Linked DNA regions of Homo sapiens: region 1 is linked to region 2. A link is an interaction called in ENCODE POLR2A ChIA-PET data of the cell type or tissue named here. Cell type or tissue: PC-3. All regions are shown on one strand. Links, peaks and the distances in the headings refer to the core of each region. The heading gives the core; the rest is flanking DNA. Region 1 overlaps LOC107985940 (a long non-coding RNA gene). Region 2 has its middle 35 kb from the start of INSIG2.

Region 1 (11,183 bases), core at 1,224-9,223, 62 kb before region 2:
CTTGCTCCCCATGCATGCTTAACCTAATTAACTATAAATGAGGAAAATGCTATCCACATTAAAAGGAAATGTTAAACTATAAATTATCCCACTAATTCTGGTGAGGCTAAGGCCTCCTTTAGAAAGCTCAACTGTGGGGCAGAATTTCAGTTTGTGTGCATCCTCTGCCCTACCTCACTAGAATGGGCTGCAGAATCTCCCATTTCTGGTGGATCCCTTTGTCTGTATTTATATTTTCTCAAATTGACTCCCTTTGTGTTTGTTTACATACTCTCAGGAAACTCGAATAATCTATAAAATGCCCCCAGGAGCCCACTGGGGTGGAAATCTATCAAGTGACAATCTAGATTTGTCCCTCAGTGCAGAAAATTCCTCATACACTTCTCCCAGACAGATCCAGCCATAGGAAGCCAACAGTGTCTTGAGAGCCTCAGATCATAGATCCCAAAATATTCTCCCTCTGGCTGACCACATCTGACCGGGCCTTGTGATGGCTTCCTTCTGAGCCACTCCATTAGGGGGGTTGACACAAATAGGGCAACTCTCTTGAAAATTCTTGTTAGAAAGAATACCCATTAACACATTAATCTGAAAGATCAAATTAATTTGTCAAATTATCCTAGATTTGACCTTCGAGAGCTGAGGGCAGGCCTCTGTCAGAACAGAGTATGGAACATGAAATTGGTTATGGAGCCGGACGAGAGGCTGAGAATGTGGATCGTCCTCCGAAGACGCTGTCCAGGGAAGACCTGGAGTGAATCATGGGCCAAGGGTGGAGGCCAAGTTACGGGGACAGAGAGGCGAAGACAAGGGCAGCAGTGCCCACAACAGGAATTCCTACCCTTCAACTTTGTTCATAGTGGTCCCTACTTTTAATATATGTAATGTATTAAGACAGACAATTCTGAGGTTGTAGTAACAAGGGAAATGCAACTGGCACAGACAACCACTGATTCTTTTTTTCATGACTCCCCTATTCGTGCTAACCTTTGTTCTGTGCCAAGTTCATGACAAACCCCAGTTCATTCCTGCAGCAATGGGGGAAACTCTAATCTTTGAGGGTATTGGAAGGCTTCTGCCCTGCAGTCTTGTTGTGGGTTTACGCCTCCAATTCCTACCCTGGGCTCTGTGAGATGGGGAGTAGTAGAGGCTGTGATCAGGCCACTGGGGAATACCCAAGTCCAAGCAGGCTTGACATCCACATGTGCAGTCAATTCTTGATTATCCACACCAATGGTCTGTGACCCAGGCCCAGGTAATCCCAAATAATTGACAATCCAAAAGGAATTTTCTCTTTGGTTTTGGAATATGCTTTGCTTTTTCCAGCTGCAGATCCCCTCTCCCACTTACACTTTCCTTGTCGGATATTAAGAATCATTTATGTTCCTTTAGTTGGGCACTTGGTCTGAGCAATGGCTTGAAGTCAGCTTCATATTGAAAATTTGCCTACTCCATAGACAAATGATTCCCTTGCAGGCAGTTGAATTTGACAGTATCATATATTGCATAAAGAATCATCTGTCCAGGCTAGTGTTGTTAATTCATTCATTCACCCATTCGACACACATGCATTGAGCTCCTACTGTGTTCTAGGACTGCACAATAAATTAGAGCTATGGAGATGAAAGATGGAGCCCCAGCTCTCAAGGGATGTACCTTCTAGTGGGGCTTAATGGAATAGATTTTAGTATTTTCCTCCGGACCTGCACAGACCCACTGCATATTCACTTATTCCCATTTTCAGCTCCTCATCTAACTCCTTTTGTGTCAGGAGTTTCAATATTTTTGGGAAAGTGCTGTAGATGATTGCTGGGTTGGGCAGTGTTTCCCAGAGATGGAAAGAACCCAGGCCACTTTCATTTTTGAGGGTCCAGATATATTAAAAATAGAAGAGATGCCAAAACAGGGGTGCAAATGTGTGGTGGATTTTAAATGTTTACATTTAATAAATTAATATTTTGATACTGCAAAATTATAGTGATCATATAACTGCATTTGGAGAAAATGTCAGAAGTCTAAATTCCAAGCCCTTTATGAACGTGAGATCTGGCTCCTCTCTTTCCCATTCCCTGCTCATGCTCAACCCCTGCCAAGAAAAGCCCTGATTGTGGGAAAGGAAGTCTAAATGGGACTAAATGGGGAGCCATTTTAATGCTCAAAGGAACCTCTACAGACATGAAGCACAGTTGGTCCATGGCTCTGTGCCTTGTGGTCACAGGGAATAGTTCTCAGCAAGGCAGACACATCTTAAGCTCTTTGACTCAAGAGGCATCAAATCAATTTGTTTCTACAAAGTTCTCCCATTCCCATGGCATCAAAAGGACCCTAGCGGAGTGCGTGGCTAACAGCTACCACTCTGTTAAGCCCATCCCTTCTGAGTATCACCATCTTCTTCATTGCCACCTCCACACACCCCAGTATTTACCCTTAGCCCTCTTATTGAAAAGTCCATGGAAGATAAGGAACTTCAGACATGAAAATTGGAGTTAAGGCTCAGAGGTTGCTACTCATCTTATATTTTTATGTTTCTGAACATAAAACAATAAAGAGAGCATACGAAATAAATTTCTGGTGACATTTCACCCACTCAGTTATGATGGATGCTGTATAATTATTTTTATCTTAGTATCCATTGCTTATTAGGAACTTAACAGGAATTCTCTCCCAGAGAAGATCAGTGTAATGTTTGTAAACTTTTTTTTTCAGATAATAGGAACAGGAAGAGGCATTTTCTCTCTGTCTCTTTCCTCTTCCTAAATGTTCTGTGTTTGTTCGTGTTTGAAATCAGAAATATTAACTCCCACAACCAAGACCCTGGGTCCCCTGTGGTCTAGAAACACAGACTAGTTAAGGAGTGTAAGTTGGAAAAGGCCTTGGGATGCTTTCATGACTAATTTGGTTTATTTGAAATATCTGTCTAGGAGCCAGGATTACAGCTTCAGCTCTGCCTGTGGCCCTATTAATACACAGCTTAGCTCTTTGCTTCCTGGAAGAATCAGGCATCTTGTTCTTTTTTCAACTTCCTTCAGAGTGTCTCATGCTTCATTGCAAAACATCTACTCTTCCTTTGCCTGATACTTTAGTCTTTATTTCTGCTCCCAATGCCTAATTTCTTTATTTTTCTAGTTATTTCAAACAGGAGTGATTCACAAGTCATGCAGACTAGAATCGAAATGCTTGTGGTTGCTAACAGGGCATTCAGAACTCAATCCTTTAATACACACATTTCCCACAGGAGAACTTGTGGTTTAGAAGCATTCTCTTGTTCCGTGTGTGTGTGTGTGTGTGTGTGTGTGTGTGTGCGTTTGTGTATGTGTGTATGTGTGTGTGTGTATGTGTGTGGTTAAAGGTTTGTAGGTCGAATAGTCAGAACAGGAGGTTGGAAGCCACAAAAAGAACAAAAGGAATGGACTTGTGCTTGTGAAGGAGCAGGTGAGAGGAGAAGGCCTCATTAGTCCCTACAGTGGGGAGAGATGAAGTTAGTGCAAACTTTTGTGAAGTCAGACTCATTTTACACAGAATGTGACGATTTGCCGTCCATTGAGAGAAAAACTCATGGTTTAAATGAAAGCTAACATTTAGCAAGCATTTATTGTGGCAGGCACTGCATAAGTGCTTTACATAAATGCATCTCACTCAATCTTTCTCAACATCTCTCTGAATGGAACCTGTAAAAATCCCTATTTTACAAAGCCACGAAGTAGAGAGGGTAAGAATTGACCTTGGGTCTGTACGACTCTAGAGTCTGAGGGCTTGACCATCACCATGACACAAAACACATGCTTAGGAGCTACTCTCAGAGCAGAGGTCATCCCTGTCTTTGTATTGACTGGGAGAGGGAAAGCAGGACTAGTGCTGTAGTCTGTTCCAGGTCCATACTGCTGGGTAACACACTGCTATAAAACCTACCACTTTATAGTATCTCACGATTGTGTGGCTCAGAAATTTAGGCAGGGCTCAGCTGGCAATTCCACTTCTAGTAGCTTTGACGTAGGTCACTCACTGGTATTCAGCAGGTGGATGGGCTGGTCTAGAGGCTCCAAGACAGCTTCAGCTGCACGTCTGCTGCCTGGCAGGCACAGCTGAAATGTTGGGTTCATTTGAGACCATGATCACCGTATGGTGGTCTCAGGCTTTTTGAACGTCTCATATGGCTGCTCAGGACCCCAGAGAGAGTATTCCAAGATTCAGAAACGAGAAGCTTGAGTCCTGGGCCCAGAGCTGGCACAGCCTCACTTCTATAGTATTCTCAAGCTTATTGAAAGGAGAGTCACTCCCCGCTGACCCTCCTCCTATGCTTTCCACATGTTCCCCACCCTCAGGCTCCTGCCCCTACCAGCCCTCTGACACTGCCCTACTTGAGGTCACCAAGGATCTCTTCATCACCAAACTCAAATATCATTTTGCTCCTGTCTGTATCTTACACAATTTCTCAGCAACAGCTGACTTTGCCAATCATTTCTTTCTTGCAACTCTGCTTTCTTGGCCGTTCACACTACCTTCTCCTCCTCTGCTTTGTCTTCCCCCAGGGAGATTTGGCAATGTCCAGAGACATTTTTAGTCATCACAACTGGGGTGCTACTGACATCTAGTGGGTAAAGGTCAGTGTTGTTGTTAAATATCCTATAAGGTACAGGATGGCCCCCACAACAAAAAAATTACCCAGTCCTAAATGCCAGTAGTGCTGAGGTTGAGAAATCCTGCTGTGGTTTTTAAAAAGAGGGTACTGGAGACAGGATGAATCTTGGCACAAAGGAAACTCACTAATGGCAGAGTTTCTGGCCTCCTTGGGGAGTTATCTCTGAAAAGGGACTCCTTTCTGGTAAACAACATGGTGTAATGGAAGGGGAAGGGTTTTGTGGTCAATAGATCTAGGTTTAAATCCTAACTTTCCTAAAGTGGAGGTCATAATTTCTATTTTGTGGAGTTGTCTTGATGAACAAATCAGATAACCTATATAAAGTATACAGTCAGTTCATAAATGGTAGCCCTCCCCCTTAAATCACATGATATAGCAGATGTCATGATATAGCAAGAGGTGGCTGGCACATAATAAGAGCTGAATAAATATTTGCAGGATGAAATATGAATAAACTCATTGCCTTACTCCTTTAAGAAGTTGGTTGCCATGAGAGCTCTCTAGCTAGAAATGATTTATTTTTTTCTGTCCTTTTTGGACCTAAGGTTTAGAGATAAGTTTCACAACTCTGCATCATAGTCTGGCCCCATCAGTATAATAGCTAGTGAGGTTTTATGAGGCCAGGCCATTGGCTTGGCATGCAATCCTCCAATTAGAGGGCATGTGACTGCCCATAATATAAAACAGGAAATATGGATAGCTTTATTCTCTTGTGGACACAGTAAAATTGGCAGAGAAGAATAATAAATTCAGAGACCTATGTGGTATCTCTTGTCCTCAGTATTGATACTAATAGTGAAAAGAAAAGTTTGTATATTTGGGCATGGGGAGTGGTCTCTTCCCCTTTATCTTTTTGGTGTCTATGAACAATGCATCAACCTAACTTTCTGCTGAGATTCAAAGACAGAATTACCATGGAGACCACCTCCTTGGGATTTTCTGTAGTACAAAATCATTGACATTAACATCTCCCTATAACTCCTTGTCTTGTTCTGATTCACCTTCCATATTGTAATCAGGGTAAGCTCTTGGAAACACACACTTTATCATGATACAATCCCCTACTCCCTATTAAATACATTTCAAAACATGTCATACAAGCCCCCATGTGGTCAGGCCTTTCCATCCTTTGCTTCAGACTTCAACTTACCTCCCTACATCAAAGCCCCTTCACAGAGCTGTGTCTCTCTCCTTCACGGTCCTTGGCAAAGCTATACAATGGTTCATTTGTTAGTGTCCTTCTTTGATTAGCATCAGTCTCTCTCTCGTAAACTCTTTGCTCCATGACAGCTGGGATTGTGTATCTTTTAGCTTTCATAGTATCCCCAGAGCCTGGCACATCCCCTGAGCCTGGCTCAGTCAAGTCTTCCTAAATAAATGAATATTTAAACAGAATAGATGATATCATTAGTAAACATTACTTTCCTACTTCAGCCTAGGACCTAACCAAAACCCACTTTTTTTTCTTCCAACTTTTATTTTAGGGTTGGGGGCTACCTGGTGCAGGTTTGTTACATGAGTAAATTACATGCCACTGGGGTTTGGTCTACAAATGATTTCATCACCCAGGTAGTGAACATAGTACCTTATAGGTTGTTCTTCCATCCTCACCCTCCTCCCACTCTTCACCCTCAAGTAAACCCCTGTGTCTATTGTAGTTCCCCTCTTTGGGTCCATGTACATTTAATGTTAAAATCTACTTTTGTCTAAATATGTGACTACCACTTCTACACCAAGGAAGCTGTGAGATATCAATAGTACAAGTTTACTGATGATGATTACAATGATGATGATGGTAATATCTATGTAATACTAATATACAATTAAATAATAAAATAATTATATAAAACAGTTAAATCTTCATTAATATTTGTTGAGTGCTTGCTCTATGCCAGATACTATACTAGGCAATGGGGATAAGCTCTTGAGCAAAATCAGACATGGTATTTTTCATGCATTATCTTATTTAATAGGTCTATTAATTAGGCACAATTATTTTCCCATTTTGTAGATGAGAAATTGTGACATTGGAAGCTTAACTAAATTGCTCATGATCATACAGCCCATAAATTGGTGTGATATAGCGGTTATTTGAACCCAGGAGTGACTCCAAAGTTATTAACCATTACATTGTATAATTTTAGAAGAAAAGAGATTAAGTTAGGCCTAAAAGGTAACATCTATTGGCAAGTGCAGCAGATACTAATAGATGCACCAGCATCCTCCATGGACTGGGCATTACTACACACCAGACACTGTTTAACATGTGGAATATATGTTTTCTCTAATCTTCACAGCGATTCTAGTGGTAGGTATTATTATCCTCATTTTACAGGTGAGTCAACAAAGGCTCAAGTAGGAGAAAGAGGCAGGGAACAGGGCAAAGTCAGGTGAGATGCTTGAAAACTTCCCAGCTCTTGAAGTCTTTACGGCATAACTTTTGAATTATATTTTAAAGACAGGAAAACTTTCTGAATTCAGACTCAATAAACCCAGAATTTGTAATATTGAGACACTGAATCATAGACTTTTACAACTGAAAAAGACCTGAGAGATTATCTGGTCTAAGCTCTTCATGGGACTTCGGATTGAGTATAAAATTGGATAAATCTTAGGTAGCTCAAAACTTTTATTTTATTCATATGTTATGATTTGTAGGCCAATCACGACTTGCTATTTTGAACAACCTACTCAATTTGAGTGAATTAGTAGCCATTTCAATCAATTTATAACTACATTTGTATGTAGGAACAGTATAATTCATTATAAATATTTTACATTTGTGATATTAACTAATTCAGATAGGAGTTTACAAACAAGGTTCCTCTTGGTGGAAGAATGAGATATGAATGATATTTTATTATCCAAAGAAGTCTCAGGACCTGAGGCACACATATTCCAGGGTAGAAAAGCACATTCCCCAAGTGAAATAAAAGTCTTCTCTTTCTCTCTCCCTTCCCCCCGTCTCTATTTCTATTTCTTTTATTTCCATGCCACTGCTGCATTGTATTGTCTTGGACAAGTGAGGCTACATTATGTTTTAAAACTTTTGTCCTCTGGTCATCCATAGGACCTAGAATGCTTCCCACTCCCAGGTCATTAAAAAAAAATAACTTGGGTAGAAAAGATTTTGTTATTGGTGAAATTGAAGGCTCACCTGAATTTACTTTAATGGAGAACCCTAACTCCCTAGAGCAAAATGTCTGCAAAGATATCACTGGGAGCTCAGAGGAAAATATTATGTTCTAACCTTTTAAAAATTAATCCAACTATTAAGAGGGATCCCAACTGTATTTCATTCAAGCCATAATCTGAAAGCTATGATGATTAAAGCAAGACAAATGCAGTGTCATAAGCAAATGTCATGCCATAGATTTACCTACCAACAAGACATTGGCATGGTTCAGGTCAGAGGTTAATTAAAGACATCGAAAGGTCATTCTGTGATTAGGTGAAAGCAGGGTTTTAATAGGGCATCAGTCCGACCCACACTGACAGAAGATTTATGCCAGCCGTGATGACATCGCCACGAATCCTGCTGATAACAAGAGCCTCAATATTGGCCTGAACAGAATGATGAATGGAGCACATATCTCCTCACACTTCTCATTACAAGCTCTTTCACTCCTGGTGGCACTTAACAGCATTTATTTACTGAGGTTTGAAGGTGTGGGACAGCAGAACAGGATATCTAATACTTTTAAATGTAGACTTGTGATATAAAAATGAAACAAGAGATAAGATTAGGTCTTTGAATAATTGCACAGCTTTTCTTCCAAGATTATATTCACTAGTACTAACATTATCCCCCCTCCATGTTCTGCCAGTGTGTGAGCAGTTCAAGAAAATTAATTGTCTGAGGCAGAAGGTCAGAGGGAAAAAATTACTGATAAGCATTAACCATGCTATAAAATAGCACCTCACCACATTTTGCCTTCCACAGCCCTCAGCATGTGAAACAAAAGATAATATAAAGAAAAGGATATACATATTTCCCCCTATGCCATATTTAGAGTTGTTAAGTGCTGTTCTTATTTGGATTAGATTAGGTAAAGCATCTAGAAAAAAGCCAAATAAATGAAAAAATAAATAAAAATCAAACAAACAACTTACAATATTCTCAGCTGAAAGCAAATATAAGAGAAACTAAAACCCTGATGAATAACGTTTACTTTTCCACGAAACTCCCTTTCAACATGTTATATATTTATCAAACCACCAGAGTGTAAATTCCATGAATAAGTCCTATCATCTCTCAACCAGTAGACACCATGAAAATTGTAACTACAGAAAATTGTTAGTACTATAAAAGCGTACTTTCTACAGATCTACATATATCTATTTCTGTAATTTCACAATAGAAAATAAAATCATAATCTTTTTGCTTGGGCCACGAACAGGGGCAGGCCAGGATAGGATCCCATCACATCTAACCCCAAGCAATGCTCCCATTTATTCGGAAACAAAGATGAGTCACTCTGACGGAAGTGCTGGAGCTGGTGACCTGCGGCAGGAGAGCTGTGAGAATCTTGTCTTTCCTCTTTTGAGGCAATTGTATTTGTGGATAGAACAAATTTTAGGTGGCTTTACACCAATTAATAATCCAGCCCAGCACATACAACTGCTCGGAGCCATGAAAATGCACATATGCATGTGTCAACCACACACACAACTTTCAGTCCTGCTCCTCGGCACTGAACAAACTAAACAGACATTTTCAGTGGTGGATTTAACCCCACCTTGAGCATATAAAAGCCACTAATAAAGAGGGGGATTTCCTGGTTGACTTTTTGAAAAGAGACTTCTTTCGGCACTTTTAGCTTAGGATTTTCATTTGCCCTGACAAATGTTCATGGGAGAGGTCTAAAGAATAGATAATAAGGCCTTGCAAAGAGCTTCTTGTCCCTTCCAGTCTGATCCATTGGAGGTTTATTTATGTAAGCATCCTCCAGCATTAAGACGACAGGCAGTTGGAGAGCAGTCTTGCCTGGGATGATAGGTCTCAGCCAGGCTACTCATTCCACCAGATGCACGGAGCTGGACCGGGATTCCAAGTGGCCATTAGGAAGATTGGCGTGACGGCCATCAGAAAACTGTATTGATCAATTTTTGCCAGTCCACATTCTGTCTGCTAGTATACATGGAGAGCTTCAGTCTTGTGTGTGGCGAGAGAGGGGATTGTAAATGCTTTGGGGCAGTTGGAATCAGTGTACTGTATAGTTTATGGAAAAAGTACTAAGGTTATATAATTTGTGTAAAAAAAGATAATGTTTCCCCAGCTACCATGGAGAAATACAGTCATGTGTCGCATAACAACATTTTAGTCAGTGATGGGACGTACACACAATGGTGGCCCCGTAATATAATGGAGCTGAAAAATTCCTATGGCTTTGTGGTGTCATAGGCATCTTAATGTTGTGGCACAATGCATTACTCACATGTTTATGTTGATGCTGGTGTAAACAAACCTACTGCACTTCCAATTGTATACAAGTATAGCACACACAATAACATACAGTTATGTTCCGTACATACTTCATAATGATAATAAATGAACATGTTACTGCTTTACTGTATTTTTGTCATTTTACTTGTACTCTTCAACTTATATTTTAAAAAGTTAACTGTAAAACAGCCTCAGATAGGTTATTCCAGAAGAAGGCATTGTTATCCTAGGAGATGACAGCTCCACGCATGTTACTGTCCCTAAAGACCTTCTAGTGGAACAAGATGTGGAGGTGGAAGACAGTGATATTTAGGACCCTGACCTTGTGTAAGCCTAGGTTGGTGTGTGTGTTTGTGTCTTAGATCTTAACAAACAAATTTAAAAAGTTAAAAAATATTTAAGAATAGAAAAAAGCTTATAGAATAAGGATATACAATTTCTTGTACATTTATACTCTTTAAAGCTAAGTGTTATTACAAAAGAGTCAAAAAGCTTAAAAAGAAGTTCAGAAAGTTAAAAAGTTACAGTAAACTAAAGTTAACATACTATCGAAGAATTAAAAAATAAATTTAATGAAGCTTCAGTGTACAGTGTTTATGAAGTCTACAGTATGTACGGTAATGCCATAGGCCTTCTCATTCACTCACCACGCACTCTTACTCACCCATAGCAGCTTCCAGTCCTGCAAACTCCATTCATGGTAAGTGCCCTACAGAGGTGTGCCACTTTAAATCTTTTGCACTGTATTCTTGCTGTACCTTTTCTATGTTTCGATATGCTTAGGTACACAAATAGTTACCATTGTGCTACGATTGCTTACAGTATTCAGTACAGTAACACACTATACAGGTTTACAGCCCCGGAGCAATAGGCTATCCCATACAGCCTAGGTGTGTAGGAGGCTGTGTCATCTAGGTTTGTGTATGTACACTCTATGATGGTCACACAATGATGAAATTGCCTAATGATGTGTTTCTCAGAACATATCCCCATGGTTAAGTGATGTGTGGTTGTAAGTTGCCACCCCTTTGAGGTTTATCTTATTTTCAGAGAAAATTTGAAGCTAACCAACGTAAACAGCTTGTGTACACTTCCCAT
Region 2 (11,183 bases), core at 2,056-10,055:
TATGTAAAAAGAAGGCCGGGCGCGTTGGCTCACGCCTGTAATCCCAGCACTTTGGGAGGCCGAGGCAGGCGGATCACCTGAGGTCGGGAATTTGAGACCAGCCTGACCAACATGGAGAAACCCTGTTTGTACTGAAAATACAAAATTAGCCAGGCATGGTGGCACATGCCTGTAATTCCAGCTACTCGGAAGGCTGAGGCAGGAGAATCACTTGAACCTGGGAGGCGAAGGTTGCGGTGAGCCAAGATCACGCCATTGCACTGCAGCCTGGGCAAAAAGAGTGAAACTGCGTCTCAAAAAAGAAAAAGAAAAAGAACATTCTGAGTCTGATCAAGGTGTGTGATCTTGGGTTGTGGTGGAGAGAGCCAGGGAAGAGTCAGCTGTGGGAGAGAGAGAACGCAGGCTTTAACTCTGGGTGAGTTACTCGCAGACTGGGACGCTGGGCATGTTCCTCATGCTTTCTAAACTTCAGGTTGCTACCTGTAAGATGGAGACACAATACCACTTTTGTCTGAGGGCTGTTAACATTAACTGTGATAACATTTCAAAGGCTTAGCTCATAAGGGCTTTCCAGTGAAGTATTGGTTCCTTTCCCTCTCTCCTCATTCACTTCAAAGCATGAGTGTGGAGCCAGCACATTGGCATTTACTTTGGATTAGGTTGCTTCCCTAATGTTTCTGTCAAAATGAGAGGAAGCATAGTACACGAATCACTGTGCTTGCTGACACCTTGCCACAGCTCCACTCATCGGTTAGTTAACAGGGAGCAAATTCTTAAGGACATAGGACAGAAACTGGCTGGTTGTTATTATACTGATTAATTGATTGATTGACGGCAGGGATGAGGGTTTGGCCAGTTCCGGCAGGGGCTGCTTCCATGGAGGGAAGCTTAGGTAGGGTGCCGCAGGATGGCATGAGTCTGCTGGAGAGCGAGGAAAGGAGATGGGAGGTAGGAGATAGATTTTGTCAGCATCTTATTTTCACCTAGGGATGATGGCTCTGTCCTCATACTTTATAGTGTCACCACCGTGAGAGTGCAGTCTCCTGAGGGAGGAGTTACATTTTAATTAGCCACAAGGTACCTGATTTCTGATGTATCAGTCCTTTTCTCTAGGCCTCATTGTTTCGGATTATTTTTGCCCATGTCCTCCACTTGCCTACTCCTTTCATTTGTATCAGAAGGAAACCACCAAGCAGCCTGGAAATCCTGTTACCAGACCTCAGGATATTAATTGTCAAGTTCTCCCCCACGGTTACACAAGTGCTGAAAAAGTGGTTCTCTTTCAGTAGTGTCTTGTCAAAATGCCAGGCACAGTTTGTTTTTGACGTTTGCTGCTATTGTTAAATAATAGTCTTGCTTCTGTCATAGCTAATGTTGACTTGAAGGCATTTGGAGGGCATTTCTCAACTCCAGCCTTAACAGCAAGACCTGGGTCTTGACATATTTTTCTTGCTTGCCCAGGGCAACTGAGTATAAGGGTTGCAACCTTTGCTTTTCTAAGCTCCAAGAAAATTTCAGCTGGGTATGCACCACCTTAAGCCATAGATCCAGTCGTATTCACACATGCACACACAGACATAAACCCACAGACACAAAGACACACACACACAGACAAGTTGAAGTTCTTGAAGTTTTGCCATCCTAGGAATCACATTTAAATAACTTAAACAGTATCCCATATTAGGACTCCTCAAATCCAGCTGTTCTGCCTTGGTAAACCTCTATCAGAATGTCATACTTAATTACACATCTGTTTAAAAATCAACATGCATTTTTATTGTTTCTGTATTTGCAATGGAGCAAGCCCCTGAACGCTGCTCATCTAGCTGCATGCATGGCGTACCATCTGTCAGAGAGAAGCTGGGTTCTTCATGCACAGCGCTTTCTTGTGTTGCTATGTCCATTAGAAATTTCATTTCTGCTCCCTTTCCCACTTTTATGTGAAGGCATCTTTTGAGTTTTTCCTCTCAAGCCTTACAGGCGACATGTAGAGACCTTCTTCTAATGGGATCGTTATTTCTGAAATGTTCACCATTTATGAGGTAATGGAGAGGGGGGCAAGAAAAAAATGGGCAGAGTGAGTGAGAACTGCTCAAGAATTCTGTGGAACTGCGTAGGCGTTGGCATTATTTGTATGTGAAGAGGCCAAGAAATGCACAGTTGGTTTCAAAATAAATACCAAAGGAATGGTTAATTACACAAGTCTGTTTTGCATTTCTAGAAAAATAGAAATATGTCAGTCATTCGGATTTCCAATAACTAAGGCAACATGGGTTTGGAGGCTTATTTATATATGGAGTTGCAGATTGTAGACCTAATGGTGTGTTCTGCTACATACTTTTCCGTGAGTATCTCTATGTCCCTAAATTCAATTTCACTTTCTACCTTTGAGAATAATTTTTAGAGATTTCCAAAATTACAAAATGTGAGCATATGAATTATTCTGTCATCACCTCTTACATCTCTCAATTTTTAGAGATTTCCCAAATTACAAAATCTGAGCATGAATTGTACTACCATCACTTCTTTTTCTTTCATGAGGTAATATTATTTGAGAGACTAATTTTAGATGTCAACAGTTTGTCTTCCTCCGAGAGGAGTTTGGGTTTCTTTACGATAAACATGCAATTATCCCATGATGACTCGTATATATTAAACAGCCATTTAACTGACATATAAGACTCAGAAGAATGGTAAAGTTGGAAGAGGCACTAAAATTCATTTAGAACAGCCCAATCTTGTCATTTTACAAACGCAGAAGCAAAGCCACAAATTGATTACGTTTGTCCCGAGTTCTACAACCAGTCAGTGGCAGAATCAGACATTTCAGTAGCTTTAGCGTGATGTTACATTTCAATTTATGAAAGATGGAAATTTAATTTTATAATTATGCAAGGTTTACAGCAACATAGCATGTATGTTGACAACTGGTAGGAAATGGACATTTATGAATTATGAATGTTTCTATTATGAAGGGCAATTATTACCTTAAGTAGTAGCTGGTAATGAACACTGAATGCCTACTATGTGCTTTACATACACCACCTCATTTCAAGTCCCCAATAAAGCCATAAAGTTGATATTACAATCTATAAAGTATAAGGTCAGTACTTCATATGTGAAGAAACAGAGGCTTAGAGAGATTATACACAACCTGCTAAGGCCACACAGCTAGTATGTACAGCTGGGCATAGAGCCAGGCCCTTGTTCTTTTTCCCAGGATGCAATCTGCACTGCCTGTGGGTGTCAACACAGAAAGTTGGTGGAATCTGGTTTATTCCTATACAATGTTAGATGTGGAACTTAAACATATATGTGGAAGTTATGCTCTTGCCCTTTCTAAACAAGTGTAAGTTTTAATTGAGGCAAGGAACAACTTCACTAGTATAATTCTTGGCAAAGAAAGGAGTTCTGAGCCTGAGATTTACTATTTTGTGGTGCAGTAAGTTGGATGTCTTGAAACAAGAGGTTTGGAGAAAGATTATTTGCGTCATGACTTATTAAAGTGGAAATATTTATAAATCAAAGAATTGGGTTATATGGTCTCATAATGAAGAAGCAGAATGTAAGGTACACCTTACCAGATGCAATTTAATTTATGACTTACATTTGAACCTCTAAGTCATTAAATATAGTCTTCAATTTTAAGACCGAGGTTGGCATGTCCAGAAGAGAATAACTATGAAATGCACACATCGTTTTCTCAATTTTCATTAGACTTGCATATGAAAAAAATCACAAGCATTATTTATGAAGTTTGAAGTGATTTCTGCATACTTTGATCTTTTATATTTTGACATTCATGACCTTAGTGAAGACAGGACAGTAAAAATATGATTAGGCTAATTGTCAGATCAAGGACTCTGATTAATGAAAATAAATGGAAGAGGTTGATTATTTTTTTCTTCCTCTGCCCCCCTTTACCCTGGAAAGAATATCCTAGAAACCACATTAAACTGCACTTCCCCTGAGCACATCCTTCCTAACTAGGCTAGTCGTGAAACTGGAGTGCAAGGCCAGGTGGAGGAATGGGGTTGACTCAATGGCAATCCAAGGCTGACAGCTGTGCTAATGGATGACTTAGGCAAGAAATACAGTGATTGACTCATGAAATGAAAAGCAGGACTGGTCTCACGGACAGCTGGGATTCAGACTTCAGAAAGCCTCCATCAGGACTTAGCTTCTTTCCAGCCCTTTGCCCTTTCTGCTGTGTTGGCCTTAGTCTTGTGCTTCACAGTGGCAGGATGGCTTTGGCAGCTCCATCCTCATGTCCTCTCCCCTCCACATCCCACCTCTCTGAAGTCTCAGCAAAAGTCTCATGATTTATTGGCTTTGGTCAGGTCAGGTGTCCATTGCTGAAAACCAATTCCCATGGCTGGTTCTCCACAGAAAAAAATAAAATATGACAAAAATGAGGGTAAACGTAAAAAACAGAAAACAAACAAAAAAAACTGTCCTATGTCAGAGCCAAAAAATCATAATGAAGTGGAAGCTGCAAAAGCAAGAGAAAGGCATGAGTTACAGAGAGAAGCAGAAGTTGGAGATGAGGAAAAGGGGAGGATGGGGGAGAGCGAGAGGGAGGGAGGGAGACAAAGCATCTGACATTTTTCTACTTCCCCTGAAACCTGTGCTTTCCTTCCAATAAACTCTTTAAAAATGATTTAAAAGTTGAGTGGTTTTCTGTTCTTTGTAACCAAATGACCATGACTAAGATATTTTGCTAATGTTCCCTTTACCAAGTAAGGCTGGATTCCATGTGACATGTAAGTTACAGAGGCCCTACAGTTGACTGTGTTCCTCTGTGGGAAGAGAAAACTGCTTGCCAAACAGATCAGAGATTTTTTCTTTTTGGAGCAATTAGATATATGGTTTGAAATAAATGATCTTGGAGGCCCATGAAATTTGAGGTTCTGGGGTTCTCTGGTTTTCAAACAATACCTACACTCAGTTTCATGCAAAACTAACCATTTTTCAGCCCAGCCCAACTTTCTCACTTGGTGTAGAGGAGGAGTTGCTGTAGTTAAGCATTAACCGGCTGCACTTCCTCTTAAGTGGAATCTTCTTTGCAAGTGAGAACATTTAGGCCAAGGGGGTTGGAGACACCATTGAAGCAGTTCTCTTGAGTCTGAGCTGAACCACAAGGAGACCATTTCAGAATCTTGTTTGAAATGAAAACTAGGAGAACTGGGAAAGGAAATTCTAGAATCTCTCCAAGAAATTCATCCCAAATTTTAGCTACTTTCATCTTCATCTGGCGTTTACCACATACTAATATTAGGTTAGAGGGCTCGTGAGTCAATTTTTTCTTTAAGATAATAGGAATGCATTTTATTCAGTTTCTGCTGTAGGGCCCAAAGTAGGCAGGTAGTGGGACTACTTTATAGTGCCACGATTTGAGATAAAGACCGCTGTTTCTGTTCCCATACCCCTCACAGAGATTCTGTGTCACTAGAGGGCCAGGTTTCTGGGGCTTGCTGTCGATCTCACCTTGCTGGCTCATCGTGAATGAATGCAGGTGGAACACCACCAGTCACAGCATCAGAATGCCTTTCTGAAAGCCTCTTGTGTGGATTGTCCAGGAGTGTCACCCTTAGTCATCTGGCTTAGGTCCCTGCCCCACCCAGCTAAACAACTTTGATTTTTGGCAAGTCAAGTAACTCCACTGGGATAGAATGTCTTTGGAATTTCCGAATGAAATTCTCTTATCTTGCCAAAACCATTATGTCCTTTCTTAGTAAAGTTGATACACTGGGTCAGTCTCCCCAGATATGTCATAACTCCTTTCTTTTTTCATAATTACTGGAATGAATGTGGAATGGAATGAAAAAATAATAAAAATCTCACCATCTGAAGCCAAGCTATGCAGGGAGATGTTAGATCACTTTTGGCAACAGAGAAAGGCTCTGCAAGCTGGACTTGGAGATAAATACCAGCAGCTCATCCCTTTATGTACTATATTTTAATGGCCATCCTCTCCCCTGAGGGCTGACTAGTATTCTCTCCTATTGGCTAACATTAGTTCTTACTTGTTCTGGGAAAATGCCTGTTTCCAAGGGTGACACCCACAATCTATAAACAAAGAATGAAGGTCATGTGCATGGGAATTGGAGAGAGAGGAGGTGCTTATAAAAAATACAAGTCTTCCCACCTAGAAGGATTTGGCCCTTGTGGAATTTTAGTTTTCTTTACTTCCAATCCCCCCAGTCCTAAATCATTTTATATATCCTAGTAATATTAAACATGAATGTATTCCACAGCTGGGTGATTTATTCAGGACTCAAAAAGTATACATTATTTAGATAATATTTGATTACATCATCTTTATTTCTCCTATGGTGCTGGCCCTGCAGTCCTGTGAGGTGAGGTAGGCAGGAGTTGCTATTAAACCATTAACCCATGTCATCCAGCAAATGACAACCTCTTGCTGCCACAAATACAGCTTCTGTGCATTGTGAGGGGCAGCGATGCACAGCAGGAAGGCTCTGGATAAAGGTCCAAATACCAGGGGTCTAGTTTTAGTTCTCCCGGCAGCTTGCTTAGCAGACTCAAGTTCCTGTTTCTTCACGCATGTAGTGAAGCCAGTGGGTGAGTTGGTCTCTAAAAGCGGCAACAGAGCACAGTGTCTCAGGCTGGGGCCCCGGCTCTGCTGCTCACTAGCAGTTTGAACCTGCGCAAGTTATTTTACGTCCACGTGCCTTGCTTTTTTTTTTTTTAATTTGTAAAATGGTGGCATTATAAATTGATGTAAGAGTTAAATAATCTAAAACATACAAAATATCTAGAAGAGAACTTGTCTCATAGTAAGTGCTTAGGTGTAATTATTAGCAACATCACCATTTAAAATCCCCCACCAAGCCATGAGTAGACCTTGTCCTACCCACCATGGAGATATAAAAGGAGGACTGAGTTTTCCAACTTGATTTGGGAAACAAAATTTATGTATAGGAAAGATAGAAAACAATAAAAAATTACCTGATTGAATAAAAAGTTGATTCTTCCTCCTTTCAAATAATACCAATAAAAATGAGAAAATATAGACCTTGTTGAATTTTGGGGCAGGGGCCTTTCTTTACAGCCAGAGTGATGTTTGATTGGAGATGATCTACAGACCCTGTGATTTCTCCATACTCTACCTTCCCGCAGGAACTGGCACCTCCTCGGCCTCTCTACATCTCAGTTTCGAAAAAGCAGCACATCCTCTCAAATCAATTTGACTGAAAATAAAGATATAAAAAGACCTAAGCGACATAATCACAAACGTAGATATGATGGATAGATGTCATACTATGTGCCCTGAAGTTAGGGAATATATTTTAGTTTCGAGTGCCCATGGAACAGCCACAGTAATTAATCCTACCATTGACCATTGCAAAGAAAATCTCGATGTCAAAAAGTAGCAATAACTTCAGGCTAACTTGGACTTGTTCTTGTGCAAACAGCCTACGCATGGGTTCTGATAAACCACATACCATCCCAGGCCCATAATGTTGGTCTAACGCTCACATTGGATAAAAGAGGAAAACAAAACCTTAAGTGATTTGCTCAAGTCCTTCTGGCAGAGCCTGGACCTCCAATCTTTCCGTTACTTTCCTCAAAAAGGAACTGCAAAGTGGTTAACTGGGCAGTATTGCCCAAGACCACCCAAAGGGTCCTGATGTATCCTTAGACATGTATTGCAGCATGCTGCAGCAATTCTACTGTGTTTATCGAGGATCTACTCTGAGCCCGAACTGGAGACATAGAGCCAGAAGATATGCCCCCTTCCTCCAGAGAGCTCAGACTTAGGGATAGACAGGCTGGGACACCTGCAAATACCTGTTACTACAGAACTGCACTCAAGATGCACAAGAAGCCCACAGGAAACCTGCAAAACTAGCCCTGGAGGTCAGGCCAACCTTCCCAGAGTTTTAAGGGATAAGTTGGAGTTTGCAAGATAAAGAGGTGAGGAGTGGTACAAACCCAGTGTGAGAAGAGAGACCTTTGCCAAGCTGCCTCTCTGTCCAAAGGGCCCTCCACCTCCCCTGCTGACCATTTTCACTCTCCAAGTGTCCCCTCCTCAGAGACAACCCAAGAAGACACCCTCTTGTTTCTCACCCACTGATTGGTTGGTTTGTTGTTTGTCCTTGTATCCCTGGCCCAGTTCAATGCTTGAATCTAGTAGGTGCTTGGTAAATATTTGTTAAGTGAATGAATGATTTATAAGTTGTGTTCTTGAAGGAAAGCTGGCCAGAATTTTTGCATCAGTATGTTCAGTTTCTCCTGTGGCTAGCATGAAAAGCCATTCAGGTGCTTATTGTTTTCTGAAAGAGCCTGTACTAAGTGTGTGAAGGCACAGCTAATGACTTCAAATATTGGGGTTGAGAACAGTCATTCCCTAACCTGGGTCCTCTTATCCCTCTTTGCTTTGCTCCGCCCCCACCCCCTCTCCGCGTTCCACACATAACTCATTCTCTGCTCACAAATCAGCAAGGATGGCAAGGAAGTCTTTTGGTGAAAATTTTGGGGGGCTGCCTGAGGGCTATATGCATATGTTCCATTGTTATTTATTATTTGCTGTGTGATATTCAGCTGCTCACTTAACTTCTCCAAGGCTTAGTTTCTCCCTCTGCAAAAGAGAAATGTCATCATGTCTACCTTGTTTATTGGCCATGTTTTTGCAACTCATAACAGAACACCTTGTATGTAATAGATGCTCAATAAATGGGGGCTGAGTCAGTTGCTACTATTATTGGTGATGGTGACAGTGTGTTTAGCGTTTCATTCATCAGTCTCAGCACATTGCAAATACCAATGAGCAGAACCTCCTCCTCCATCCCGTTATGTCTCTGTGTGCAGAGAGCAGTAATGAGTAGACAAAGATATTGAGAAATTAATTAATCAGTACTAAATGAGTGAGGCAGTGAAATGTGAAGTCTGGAAAGACAAAGACAAATACAAAAAATAAGACTAAAAACAAAGACTTTTTCTATCACAAGGAAAAATGCTCCTCTAGGTTAAGGACTCAGGACTCTTGTTGGAAGTAAATTCTTGGTATCTAACCTAAATTTGTCACCCTTCAACTTCCTTTGAATTCTTGGAGGATCCTCGCTTGTTTTCCTCTTTCTGTTCTGCTTGCTTGTGTCAGATTTCCCTGGGCTCTGCCTCCTTGGCCCTCCCTTAAATGTCAGCATTTCCCAGATCTTCACCTTCGGATCCTGCTGCCTGCCATCCTGACCCACCCAGTCACCCAGAACAGGGACCTCTTTTTTTTTGTTTGTTTAAGACAGGATCTCTCTCTGTCACCCAGGCTAGAGTGCAGTGGTGCGATCATAGCTCGTTGCAGCCTCTTCCTCCTGGGCTCAAATGATCCTCCCACCTTAGCCTCCTGAGTAGCTAGGACTACAGGCATGCGCCATGAATCCTGGCTAATTTATTTTTATATTTAGTAGAGACAAAGTCTTGTTATGTTGACTGGGCTTCAGTAGTCACTCTTGATTCCTCTTTCTCTTTCACCAATTGCTATATCTTAGCAGTTCTCAAACATTCCGTCCCCTATGCCACAACTCCACCTTCAGATACCAGTCCTAGCAGCTGGATTTTTGTGTCAGAACTTGAACTGTCTCTCTGCCTCCAGCTATTGCCCATAATCCCCTCTCCTGGTATGTCAACCACAGTGTAGTTGGAGTGAGCCTTCCAACACATGCTAAAGAACCCCAACTGTCTTCTGAGTGTTTTTCTACAGAGGTGGAGGTCAGGATGGGTACTGGGTGGTGGGAGGTATGTGCTTGTCTAGCTTCCCAGCAGAGGTGTTACGGGACCACCATGGGGAAAGGCTGAGAACCTATGGGAAGGCTTGACAAAAAATGCTCAGGAGCTTCATGGTGGGACCAGGCAGGAGGGAGGCACCCAGGGTTCCCCTCCACACACAGTGCGCCTCTGCACTCTGCTGCCCTCAGAAGACAGTTGGGGCTTCTTAGCATGGTGCCCCAGCCCTTCAGGACCTGGCTCCTGCCACATCTTCAGCCATACCCTGCCCCTTCTCTCTGTCCCTCCCACACTGAGGACAGCAGTTCTGCTCTCAGTTCTGGGGGCTTTGCTCATATTGCTCTTCTTGCAGGGCACAATTTGCTCCACCTTTTAGCCAGACCTCAGTTCAGGGACCATCTCCTCTAAGAAGACTTTGCTGACAACTCCCCCACCCCCTCACTCAACATATACCCCCTTATTATCCCAGGACATCGGGCACATTTACTGCATTGTAACAGGCTCACAACATTTATGACATCATATTGTGGTTGTCTCTTAGCTGACTGTCTACTTGTGTGGGGTAGTGGTGAAGGTGCATTCTCTGGAGCCACCATGTCTGGGTTCACATCTAGGCACTACCACCCATCAGCTGAGTGGCCTTCTACAAGTTCCTTAACCCCTCTGTGTCCCTGTTTCCTCCAACTGAAAAATGAAGATGACCATAGCACCTGCTTCTCAGGTGGGCATGAGGATGAAATGAGGTAATAGCCATAGAGTGCTGGGAACAGGACATGCATACAATAAGCCCTACAATAATGTGACATTATTATTAGACTGTGATCACCTTGAGGGCAGGGTGATCTGCTTTATCTGTCTCTGAATCCATAGTTTCCAACTAAGCCCCAAATTAATGATGAATAGTAATAGCACTAACAATGATAAGAGCAATGAACATCTGCAGAGGTTACACTTTATAGCCTATAAAATGTTTTCACAAACTGTATTTCATTTAGTTGTCAGCACACTGCTGTCAGGTACCTAAGATTATTCCCATTTCACAGATGAAGCAACTAAGGCTCAGAGAGTCCTGGATGAGTCCAGTATGTTGGAGGATTCTAGACAGCCATCTGAATTCAATACTCATGCTTTTGGAATATGGACATTTTAATAGCCAAGACTGAGTCAGCATCTTCTCTTTCTTTGGAAGTCTCTCTTCCAGATTCCGTCTGGTAAATTTCCACTTGTACTTCAACTCCTAGCTTCGAAGTCATCATTCCAGAGGATCTTACTGCCTCTTACATGCTGCCTTGGCTATTCAGTCTATGCCACCCAATCGCATTTCTCTTTTCCTTTCTGTTTTTTCCTGATGTTCCCACTACCCTGTAATCTCTTTAAAGGCAAGGACCATTTATGGTTCATCTTAGTATCTCCCATGCCTAACATGGCATTAGCAGATG

What was found. Peaks named below come from ENCODE experiments on the same cell type or tissue, not always from the same donor. Only the 100,000 strongest peaks of a DNase experiment are listed, where the experiment ranks them.
Region 1: POLR2A ChIA-PET joins it to region 2 with 6 read pairs; 4 of 35 experiments call an interaction of 5 or more read pairs at or near these places.

Annotation. Positions count from the first base shown.
Region 1 is chr2:118,057,009-118,068,191 of GRCh38, forward strand. LOC107985940 (a long non-coding RNA gene) reads right to left here. Exons shown (of 3, transcript XR_001739662.3): 2 at 5,790-6,008; 3 at 3,492-4,069. LOC102723413 (a long non-coding RNA gene) reads left to right here. Exons shown (of 3, transcript XR_923247.3): 3 at 624-800. Among named protein-coding and RNA genes, the nearest start is that of INSIG2, 26 kb to the right of the region's middle. In PC-3, for the core only: a CTCF peak has its summit at 4,588 (motif pointing left); a DNase peak (open chromatin) is centred at 4,563.
Region 2 is chr2:118,118,102-118,129,284 of GRCh38, forward strand. No RefSeq gene overlaps it. Among named protein-coding and RNA genes, the nearest start is that of INSIG2, 35 kb to the left of the region's middle. RefSeq lists an enhancer at 4,918-6,117. In PC-3, for the core only: a CTCF peak has its summit at 5,419; DNase peaks (open chromatin) are centred at 5,080, 5,570 and 5,930; H3K4me3 peaks cover 1,562 bases; H3K27ac peaks cover 6,060 bases.